Regions from separate parts of the Homo sapiens genome. Here region 2 is linked to region 1. The links are chromatin contacts, found by Hi-C or POLR2A ChIA-PET in ENCODE. All regions are on one chromosome and are shown on one strand. Each heading gives the region's core, a stretch centred on a gene start or an enhancer-like site at or near the end of the contact. The rest is flanking DNA. Distances are from core to core; before and after follow the strand shown.

Evidence for each region. Hi-C counts contacts between places; a loop is a spot of excess contacts on that map. ChIA-PET counts read pairs that join two places held with the same protein, here RNA polymerase II (POLR2A). Pooled maps may share reads with other maps.
Region 2: a loop to region 1 is called in a map of ascending aorta, with 4 times the contacts of the local background. The contact joins the promoter of DTNA-AS1 here to the enhancer-like site in region 1. A Hi-C loop is called at or near these places in 12 of 168 maps with a recorded cell type or tissue (Caco-2, IMR-90, adrenal gland and 9 more) and 8 of 50 pooled maps. POLR2A ChIA-PET finds 5 or more read pairs at or near these places in 2 of 52 experiments (Caco-2 and GM12878).

The regions. Positions count from the first base shown.
Region 1 is chr18:34,656,393-34,662,692 of GRCh38, forward strand. It overlaps a transcript of DTNA not described here. Among named protein-coding and RNA genes, the nearest start is that of DTNA, 51 kb to the right of the region's middle. RefSeq lists enhancers at 3,001-3,504, 3,505-4,008. Within about 2 kb of position 3,444, at least 23 of the 41 ENCODE cell types and tissues checked have a DNase peak (open chromatin) inside an H3K27ac peak, as active enhancers do; they include adrenal gland, ascending aorta, endothelial cell of umbilical vein and 1 more, where a contact is called at or near this core.
Region 2 is chr18:34,763,413-34,769,027 of GRCh38, forward strand. DTNA-AS1 (DTNA antisense RNA 1) reads right to left here and starts at 4,254. Exons shown (of 5, transcript NR_199046.1): 1 at 4,131-4,254; 2 at 2,522-2,582. It overlaps DTNA (dystrobrevin alpha), which reads left to right. Exons shown (of 23, transcript NM_001386795.1): 3 at 2,549-2,629.

The DNA of each region.
Region 1 (6,300 bases), core at 2,194-4,693:
GGTTCTTCTTACGGTAAATGTCTGACAATTGTGTCGTTTTCCTTCTCCTCTTTAGGGGAACAGGGTGCTAAAAAGACTTGAAATGAGCTGCCAGTCACCATTAACCCCTTCCCTTCTGAACTTCCAGGTCACGGAGCAGTCCCCAAATGCTTTTTACTTTCATATTGAAGTTCTCCTAGCCCTGCCAGGTTTCCTAAACCACATTTCACAGATGTCACAAGTTTCAATGGTGTGTTTTTTCTTTTGTAGGTTTCTCCAAAAGAGTTTTATTAACAACACATAAACTTTTAGAATATACAGGATTCGTTATTTAAAATTTCTTCATTATAAAAACTGAAACAAAGAGAAGAGAAAATTATAGTTGTTAGATGTTGAAATGCTTTTTTAAAACATAGTAATGCCGTTATCTAAAAATTTAGTGAAATGATGTTAATAGTCCAATAGTCTATTTTACGTAATCTTTTTATATTTGCATAGCCTTTTTTTGTTTGTTTGTTTTTTTGAGACAGCATCTTGTTCTGTCACCCAGGATGCAGTTCAGTGGCATGATCTCGGCTCACTGCAACCTCCACCTCCCAGGCTCAAGCAATTCTCATGCCTCAGCCTTCCGAGTACCTGGGACTACAGGTGTGCACCACTATGCATGGCTAATTTTTTATATTTTCAGTAGAGACAAGGTTTCATCATGTTGCCCAGGATGGTCTCAAAATCCTGAGCTCAGACAATCCACCCACCTCAGACTCCCAAAGTGCTAGGACTAGGCATGAGCCACTGCACCTGGTCCTATTTGTAAAGTCTTAATCAACATCTTTTTAACCCCTACCATTTCTCCTGTCCATTGGAATCAGATAATGTAAGGTTGTCATTCTAAAAATACTGAAAGCCTGTCATAGCTTGCTTTAACTTTTCTTGCTTTTGTGTATTTCCCAAATATGGTACTTTTTTGGTATTGCTCAGCAACACTTGTCAAGAATTTGAATTTTTAAAAAAACTTGTCAAAAAACAAAATGTGTTATAAATCAGTCAGTTTGCTTTCATTGTCCAAACTGAAAGAGTTAAGAAACAATTTCCTTTGAGTGGTAAAAGTAATCTATTTTTATTTATCATGTAAATGTTTATATTGTAACACAATGTCTTTTTTAATGAGAAAGCAAAAATATACTTAAAAATCATTAGAATACCAACCATTTAATTTTTCTTTAAAATATTTTTATAACTTTAAATGGATACACTAAATTTTTCATACATCACTCTCCATTTAGACAAGGAAGACTACTAAACAGAGATTTTAGGGGAACACCATGAGCCATTCTCCAATAGAAGTCTATCCAAATTTCAGTTTCTGAATTTGAGGGATGAAATTAGGTTATGCATTTGGGAAGGAGGGGAGACATCACATAGCTCTGAATGAAAAAGAATCTGAAGAATTTCACACTTTCTTCCAACTAGCTCAGGAGCCACACACACTGCCATCTTTGTATTGCTAGAATACACCTTTGGACAATCATTCAGGAAGTCCTGGCCACTATTAATGAAACCTCTGCTCAGCTACTTGCTTTCCAGCTTTGCTCATAAAAATTAAAGTCAGTAGTTAAAATGGATGAAAGAGAAATTTCAGGAGAATTGGCTGACTTCAGAGTCTCAAACTGGCATCTGTTTGACTCCAAAACTCCAAAGTCTTCTAAGTAGATATTGGCTAAGAAAAAGATGAAAGAAGCTGACTGATGAAACTGATTCAAGCACTGAAACTAAAAAGGAGAGAGTATGCAGCAGGATATAGGAGAAAGGCTACTAGGAATCCCTCAACACTAGCCAGAATTTAGGGGGATAATTTACTAGCAGTGACAAATCAGACTCAAAGCACAAAAACAGTCAGGCAAATCTAGAAATTACAATCTTTCAGTAGCTGTTTAAACAGCCAAATTAGTATCCAAATTTTGCTTTTATAAAAATTCTTTTGTTTCTTTGTTTGTCTTTTGAGACAAGGTCTGGCTCTATCACCCAGGCTGGAGCGCAGTGGCGTGATCTTGGCTCACTGTAATCTCTGCCCCCCGGGTTCAAGTGACTCTCATACCTCAGCCTCCCGAGTTGCTGAGACAACAGGAGTGTGCCACCATATCTGGCTAATTTTTTTGTATTTTTGTAGAGATGGGGTTTTGTCATGTTGCCCAAGCTGGTCTCAAACTCCTGATCTCAAACAGTCTACCTCCCTTGGTTTACAAAGTGCTGGGATTACAGGCTTGAGCCACTGAATGTGGCCTTTATCAAAATCCTTATTAAGTCAAAGTTTAAGCCCAATATGTTATAATACTGTCTTGATTACCACCACCAAAGCAGTGTTAAGAGCATTCAAGTCTAAAACAGAACAGAAAAGTCCAGAGAACAACACTAATTTATTTCTACAGTGCTCATTTTGTTCTTTTATGAGAGTGTCATTTCTCAGCATCTTGGACAGTGCCCTTTCTTTCTTAATAAAATGGCCAGAATTAAATAAATATGGCTAACACTCTTTCTCCACTGTAACCACGGCTGAGGCCTAATGACAATTCAGGGTAGAATATCTTTCAGTGCTATGGAGTATGTTGCACTGTTCTTTAGCTTAGAGAACTGGGATTTTCAAATCAGCACCTTAAGTGGAATTTTGCAGCCTGCATTTTTAAAACACCTACTGCCTTCCTATCCATTTACTGTACGTGTGTGTGTGTGTGCACGCATGTGTGTGTTATGACTGGAAGGAGATGATAGCAAATATCTTCCTTTAAAATAGTACTATCCAATAGAAACAGGATGCAAGCCACATATGTAATTATAAATTTTCTAGTAGCCACATTAAAAAAGGAAAAAGAAACAGGTGAAATTAATCTAAATATATTTTACTTAGTCCAATATATCAAAACTATTATCATTTCAACATGTAACTAATATAAAAAGTTATTAATGAGGTCTTTTATTCCTTTTTTGTACTGTATGCTTGAAATCCTGTGTAGATTTTACACTTCCAACACATCTTGATTTGGGCTAGCCGCATTTCAACTGCTCAATAGCCACATGTAGCCAATGACTACTGGACTGTACAGCCCAGGTATAAGGCAGGCACTTCTTTGTACAACAGTATCTCATTTGAAATGCCTAGCTTCTGATATTTCAGCTCTCAGTTTGAACATGTTTTTCCTTACACAAGAAATCCATATATATTTCATTCTAGATTCTAACACGTACACATACACACAGACACACACAGACACACACACACACACACACACACTCATTTAACATCTGGGTTTTAACAACCTATTCTGATCTTCTTCTAAATAAACTTGAAAAATAAAATACTTCCTCTCACCAGCCCTTTCTGAAGGAGCATGTGAGCCTGTTATCTTGCGCATTAACCGGTGACCGTATTTAGTGCTGTCAGAGCTGCTGACTCATTGCCTATGAATGGCCCCGCTGCCAGTGGTGATTGTTTGACAGAATGCCAGTAATGGCTGCCTACGGCTGCTGAAAAGCTGACCTTGTAACAACATCCACATTCTTTTGGTTGCTTTTGCTGACATACTCTCAACTCAAAAACTGTTTTCAAAACAAAAGTATAATGAAGTATTGAGCTTTTAAAAGCAATTGTATTTCAGTTCTTTAAATTATCTGAGTGTACCAAGGAGGGCAGAAGGCAAAGAAATGAGTATACAAGAGAGGGAACCATCCTTGAAAGTTGACATTTGAGCTACAGGCATATAATACTTGGGGACAGTGTTCTAAGACACCATGGGCATCCAAATGAAGCAAAGCTGTGTAAACTGAAAATAAAATTCTAAGCCCCCCAACCATCGGAATGGACCCCTCCTCTCAGCCAAGAGCATTCCAGTTAACCTGGAAAACTAGTTCAGGCCGTGAGAGGAAGTGGGGGGTCAGACATCCTCCCTTTGGAATTCAGGCACAACTGAGCAGCATTAACATTAAAACAGAGATCTTAAGACTTTTTGTAGCAATAGGTCACCAAATTCCAGCCTGATCTAGTATAGCATCACCTGACAGACAGCAGGCCCTGAAAGATATCAAAGTATTTTACTCTAAATTATATTTCTTTGACATATTTTGAAATAGCCCTGCAAAGCTATTGCTTGTGGGGAAAATCTGCATTCTGTAGAGAATCCCCTTCCCTTTCCAGGTCTTTTTCCTGATCCAGGAGAGAATCGACTAAGAGTCTGGCACCTTTTTAAGTCTAATAAGAAACATTTACAATCTAATCTCTCTGAAGCCTGTTACTTGGAGACTTCATCTGCATAATAAGAACCTTGGTCTCCAAAACCCCTTATCTTAGCCCAGACATTCCCTTCTGTTGATTCCAGGTCTTTAGACAATAACTTAAGTCTTCCAACCAATTGCCAATTAGAAATTGTTTGAATCTACCTATGACCTTGAAGCTCCCCACCCCCGCTTTGAGTTGTGCCACCTTTCCTGACCCAACCAGTGTACATCTTACATGTATTGATTGATGTCTTTTGTCTCCCTAAAATGTATAAAACTAAGCTGAAGCCTGACTACTTTGGGCACATGTTCTCAGGAGACAGGGCTGTGTCACTGACCATTGCCCACTCATATTTGGCTCAAAATTTATCTTTTCAAATATTTTTCAGAGTTTGACTCTTTTGTCAACAACTATTATGATATCTATTTTTTATCTTTCTCAGTATCATTTATTAGCTCTGTATTACTAACCTATTTGAAATTCTGTTTATTTGCAAAATGTATTCCATTCTCCACCCTGAAAACATTTTCCCCAAGTGGAGCTTCTAAACAAAGAATATGAGATGCTCTCCATTAATTAATAAGAGCTAAGGTACTATTAAATACTTAAAACAGGGATCAAATTAGCAGTACTTACTAGACACTGCTCTAGCTAGTGGATACGTTGATCATTCACACTATACTCAACTTTGCCCATAAAACTTAGTGTATGCCTTCCAGCTGCAGTATGTATTGATGGCCCTGCCTTCTGTTAGAGTACAAGTTTTTAGATTCTTCTCTTTTCCTGGTGATGAGGTCTGAAACTCTTGAATCTTCTAAATTCCTACTTGGGCTGATATCCCTGCTCCCTCTTTCTGGCTTCTTTTACCCCAGAGTCTAATCTGCACTGGTAGTAAAATTTCCTTTCAGTTCACATCTCACACATAACAGCCAGAGTCTGTTTTGCTAATTTTAATCAGACAAAGGATGAGTTTCGCATAGATGAGTTTTCAATAAACAGGATGAATGAACATTCAGCTAGTTGTTTTGGCATATTTTCACCACTAGAGGGAGATAAAGGCGCCTCTCCATCCACTGTTCCCACCCTCTTTGCCCCAAGATAGGAGAGGTGACAGAGTTAAGTGCAGAGGATAATGGTCAGTGAGATCATGGAGGGAAATTAAGTTATATATTTGGAGAAATCAAAAATGTGGCAGCTTTCAAACCCTGCCAACATGTTTTATGTGGCCTACCCAGTTTGGGGCAACATTTATAAATTGGAAAATTTCACATAAATATCTGGATTTCCACCCTGAGCTTGAAAATAGAAAGATGTGGCCACACTGTATGTCTGCGCCTCTGTGTGGCAGTCAGAGGGAGCTTCTCTCTATAAACAAGGCACAAACTCTTCATTTCAACTCCATCACTATCACTCTCTATTTTTCTAACACCGAGATTAAATGTAAGCTGTTACTTATTATCAAGCTTGCATCATTTTGTTGTTAAGAACCGGTTGTTGTTTTTTTTTTTTTTGTACTCAGGTCAAAGATGGTAAAAAGAATAACATAGCAAGCAAGCCTCTTGTAATTTCAAGGAAAATGAGAGAGAACATATTTCTTGGAGGCAGTAAAAAATATTCATAAGAGTAAAATATGCAGGCACAATGTGACTGGTCTCCTTGACTTACACTTACCTATTTCCATCATTTACATCAGCTAGATGTCCCTATGAGCTTTGCATAACCCTTTGGAAATACCTGCTTCCCAAACATGATATGGCAGGAAGAAGATAAGGGACTGGGCGATCCTGGGACCCAGTCAAATACCTTCTCTCAGTTGTCCCCACTAACTAATGACTGAGAAATGTCTCTCATGACTGATTACCCAAGGATTTACAAAATTGACATGTGAGGGACAAAAATCTCAGTCTCACTTAAAATAGCAGGAAAAACATATCTGCATGTAACTTATACTCACAGAAGAATTGCAGAACTAAAATTTGGATTTAGGTAGGATAAATTCCAACACACAGCTGATATTCTGATTTACTCATATCATTGCTTCTTGATCTGAAAAA
Region 2 (5,615 bases), core at 3,004-5,503, 110 kb after region 1:
TGAGCTAAATTTTAAAAGTAACTAACCAGATAAATATGACGTCCTACCCTTAGCTCCAAAATAGGCATTTAAATAGCAAATAGAAAAGATTTGACTTATATAGAAGTGCATATGATTTTTCAAAGCAGTTTTTTAATTAACTTCAAACTTAATAAAAGCTGGCATAATGAGCCGTCTATTTTTAAAAAAAGATCACATTAGTTAGGAGTCCTTATCAAAGGTAGTAATAATTGCTTTCTGTATATTCTATACAGGTAAAGCAATAGCTATTTGGATTAATTTTGGACACCTAATTTTAAAGAGATATTAGCCAGTCACAGAACAGGGTGACTAGAATGTTTAAGGGTTTCAAACCATGCTTGATCATAATGAAAATAATAATAACAACTGCCATGAATTGAAGCCCTACTGGGTACCAGACAGATAAACAGTATACCTGAAATGGCTGTGGAGTTGAACATCTTTTACCCTAAAAAAAGTCAAGGAGAAGCTACCTCCCCAGCTAAATTTTAAAGTCCATGATGACAAGGACTGTTGCACATAATTTTCAGATGGTAATGAGGATGCTAATAATGATAATGTAGCTGCTTTGCAATATTTCAGAAATGAATTCTCAAATGGCAGGGGGAAAAGAGTATGTGACTCCAGGGGAAACTAGATCAAATAGGTTGAAGTTACAGGGAGGTAAATCAAAGCTCAAATATAAAAAAGAAATTTCTATCACATATTTTTGTTCAGAAATGGCACATGAAGCCTCTTAAGGGGCCCATTTACTGTTAAGTGGTCATTATGTTCTCAGTGCAGAAGTCAAGACTTTATATCTGTATTACCAGCCAGTAAAGTTGATATTGTTATCTCGCTTTATCCATGAGGAAATTGAGATGCCAAGGAAAAACTTGGTGAAACTCACACAACTGGGAAGTGACAGAGTTAAATTTTACTTCCTTTAAAGTTCATTTATTTTCACAAGTAATAATCTTCTCTATCATTGGAAATAATCCTACGTGGCCATTGGCTAAATGTTCATCTCTTGAGAACATTTCTAAGGGAATTCCTGCATTGGGTGAGGGTAGTTCCCCATCTCTTTGATCCCTCAAGTGCTCAGTGTCACTAAGCCTGTTTGTCAAAGAATAAGCTTTATTAAGAGTGACCGTTTAATGATCTGCTTTGTAAAACCACAAAGTAATAGGACTATTGGCAACACTTCAAGTGAATCTGAAGATATCGGTTTGAGTTGAAGAAATGCTAAATCCCCTAGTGGGGGACACTTGCTAATTCATGCTGAGTTTCACTGGGAAAGCACTTAATTGGCCGTCTAATATAATCGCTTCCAGGATAGTTCATTTACTTTCTATTCTGTTTTACTCTAAAGGATTCACATAGCACATTTTATTAGTATATGACTGGTAAAGATAAAAGTTCAATACATGCCTTTATATCTGTTATGGACCATAAACATGGGCTTAGAAAAAGAAAATATGTAGAAATGGAGAAAAGCAGACATTTATTGATAGTCTAATGTGTTCTAGACAAAGTCTAGAGATTAACTCATTCAAAGGAGGGTGGGAGGAATACTAGGAGCTCAGGTCTTGATGTAACAAGCAGCCCATCTGCAGGGTATTGAGATGAGACTGACCAAGGCTACGAGAGATTCTGTGGTAGAAAGTGGTGGGCAATGTCGTTAGGCAAGTAAGCTGGAAAGAAACTGCAGACGAGCTTGGATTCTGAGCAGAGCTTTTAGACCTGATGTTCTGGGCATCAGGAGCCATGCTGGACTCCTAAGTGGGAGAGTGAAATAAGGAAAGTAGTTTAAGAATATAGGGAATGTGTTCCCTCTAAGTTAGGAAGGAACTGGAAGCCACAGTAAAAGAAAGGTTGTTTTAGAAAGGCATGTCTTCCTCTGAGATTGACAGGAAGGATCACAAGAAAGTTGTTAGTAATAAAAATGAATACTTATGCAGCATTTACTGTGTGCCAGACGGTGTTTAAGTGCCTTAGGTATATTCACTCATTTATCCTTACAACAGTCCTGTGCAATAAGTACTATTATTATCATCATCCCCATCTTCCAAGTGAGAAAACTGAAGCTCTAAAAGCAATTGGCCTAAGGGCACACAGAGAAGATGCTCAGCAGTCAGTACATGGTCACCTAACAGCCACATTCTAATGACCAATAGCAATGCACTTTAAATGCTTATTTGATGATAGTATCTATATCATCTCGCTGTTTCACTGTAGGTCACAGCTTGAGCAGACTGTTTTCAGAAGTGGTGGACACAACAGGGATGACATTGTGTTTCTTGATCCAAGAATATGGTTTACAACCTAATCTCCAATGTTGATTACATGTGTGTGCTCTTTTTCCCTAGAACCTGAGGAACTTGTCCTTGAATAGGACAGACCTGTTCAAGTCTTAAAGTTATATTTATATTCTAATAAAAATAAAATTAGGGGTAAGGATCATATCTACAGTTGTTTTATTTGTAAACATTGTAAATTTCTTTCTGCACACATGGCATACCTTATGTGTCCTTTTTCCCCGCACTAGGGGCTCAAGATCTGGATCGCATCCGACTCTCCACCTACAGAACAGCATGCAAGCTTAGGTTTGTTCAGAAGAAATGCAATTGTAAGTATGCCAGTTGTTTGGACTAATTACCATCATGAATCCTATAGTTTACATTTGGTACTAAGTTTATTAAACTAGATTCTGTTACAAATATTGCTAATATTGTTATATATGTTTACACAACAATAAAAGGGGTATTATGAGGCACAAATGGTAGAGATGACTCCTAAGTAGTCTTGAAATCTGAAAATGCTTAAATACTAAAGCATATGAACCGTTTAGTTCATACTAAAAGGATGAACCTCTGGATACATATACAATATAATTCTGACCTTGGAATGGTTTAAATCTGGATGGATGTTTTTCTTCTTTTCTCTAACCTTGGTATCATAAATGCAGTGCCATCAAAATGGTTTCCAACATCATTCTCAGCAAACTATCGCAAGGACAAAAAACCAAACACCACATGTTCTCACTCATAGGTGGGAACTGAACAATGAGAACACACAGGAAGGGGAACATCACACTCCGGGGCCTGTTGTGGTGTGGGAGGAAGGGGGAGGGATAGCATTAGGAGATATACCTAATGTAAATGACGAGTTAATGGGTGCAGCACACCAACATGGCACATGTATACATATGTAACAAACCTGCACATTGTGCACATGTACCCTAAAACTTAAAGTGTAATAATAATAAAATAAAATAAAAATGGTTTCCAAGAACTTTATAAAATATCAAACATTAAATCCCCCTTATATTTGTATTTTCTTTTACAAGCACAGGAAAATATTTTAAAGCTTTTGGAAAACATTTAAGTTTTTTTCTGAAAGAACAAAATTAGCTCTTTGTGTCAGAGTTTTAACCACATTTGTTTACATGAGACAAAAATAAGAAAAGAGACAATACTTAAAGAAACAAAGGAACTTGCTCCAGTTTTTTTTTCAAATTTAAAAGTGTAAGCAATAAGCTAGATCACTAGTAACAATGAGCAGTCTTATTCTCTGCTGGGTCAACACTTCCATTGTATTACCATATCCATTTTCTCTTGGAAAAAAATATTGATTCATAGTTCATGTGTAAGAACGTTTTCTTTTCTTTTTAAAAAGTTTACTTATTAAAAAAGTCTCATTTTTTAATTAATATTGGATGAATTTTTAAAAATGAAAACCGTAATGTTCTCCTGATACATACACATAGTTCTATGATAACTGGCATGGTAATTAGACTCATGGTAAGGGTAGAAACCGGCATCTCCACATGTCTACCCTCTCAGAGTCTCTAGAAGATGTTTCCTAGGGCCCTGGGCAGGTCACCTTAGCCCCAGGCTTCTAGGCTTACAGCTAATCATGACTGTGAGGATGCAAAGTACGCATCTATTCCTCAAGTTTCTCCTCTACATCTTATTCCCCAGCCCCAGTGGATAAAAATGGGGCTGAAGTTTGGGGAAGGAGGGGATGGAAGAAAAATATAAGTAGGTTGTCTTATTTTCATTTTCTGTGGCTTATAACAGAATACTTGAAACTTTGCAATTTATAAAGAAAAGGAATTTATTTCTTACAGTTATGGTGGTTCAGAAGTCCAAGTCAAGGGGCTGCCTCTGGTGAGAGTCTGCTTACTAGTGGGACTCTCTGCAGAGTCTCAAGATGGTGCAGGGCACACATAGTAAGGAGGCTGAGCATGCTAACTCAGGTCTGTCTTCCCCTTCTTATAAGGCCACCTCACTCCTGTGATTACTCATGGATTAATCCATTCATGAGGGCAGAGCCCACATGACCAATCACCTCTTAAAAGCCCCACCTCTCAACACTGCCTCACAGGGGGTTAAGTTTCAACATGAGTTTTAGAAGGGACAAACATTCAAACCATAGCATTGGTCACACATCATATATGTGTTTTGACTCCTCACAGGAAGCTAAAGCAATCTAAAATGAGTAGTGAGAAAAGCATTACAGATGTTGAAAGAATTTGTTACTGTATTTGTAGTCCTAATGAGTCAATAAAAGCCATTTCCACTGCTTGCGATAGGGGCCAAGGAAAATGTTCCCACAGAAGAAGTTTCCTCTTCCCCTTCAAACACATCACCCAGATTACAAATAAAAGGAAGAATCTCCGTGTTTTCAGCAATTAAAAGGGATATGATTGTCCCACGTTCTTATCATGTGTTACCACTACAATGGCCTCAGAATTGGAGGGGAAGGCAGAGGGTAAGTGGTAGACACTCTGTCCTCCTTAGAGCTTTGCCAAGCGGAGCCTTCCTTAGGCTCCTTTCAGGAGAGCTAGAGATTTCCAATAAAAGACTACAAAATGGTAAGAAGGAACGCCCCCCCAAAAAAAGCAAAAAAAGGAAAACAAAGAAAAGAAAGAAAGGAAAAGGAAAAGGAAAGGAAGGAAGGGCTCAGGGAATCAGGGACTTGGCAACACTGCACTCAACATTAAGGTGGACACACTGTGTTGTCCCCACTCAACATTAAAGTGGACACACTGTGTTGTCTGCAGCTGTGGTCCACAGGCCTTATCCCATGCCTCCTGCTCTCTGAGAAAGGCACTTTCTCATTCTTGGGCATTTCCTTTTCCTCTTTCTGTTCTTTTCTGGTCCACATCCTTATCCTGCATCCAGAATTGTCTTGGAATTTCTTGAAAAACAGTAGAGAAGAAGTGAGGATGCTAATCCATCCCTGGGTGAAAATAGAAGCTTATACCTGTCCAGTGGCCCTTCAGTCTGTCCATTCATTGACCTCTTAATTCAGTTAAGTGTATAATGAGCTCCTGCTATGTGTTTGACATTGTGCTAGGTACCAAGGATAGTGTGATGATGAATGACATGCAATACCTTCCTTCAAGTTGCTCAAAATCTAACTGAGAATATGGGCTTTTAAGCAGATTTATAAAACCATGTAGAAAGATAATGATAGAAATATGTACATGGTATGTGAGAGCTTCAGGGAGTCAGTGCCCTGAGTTGTTGGGGGTGAGGGTCACTGGTAGGACTTTCCTAGAGAAGGAGATATCAGGAAAGTCTTATTTATTTTATAATGTACCTTAT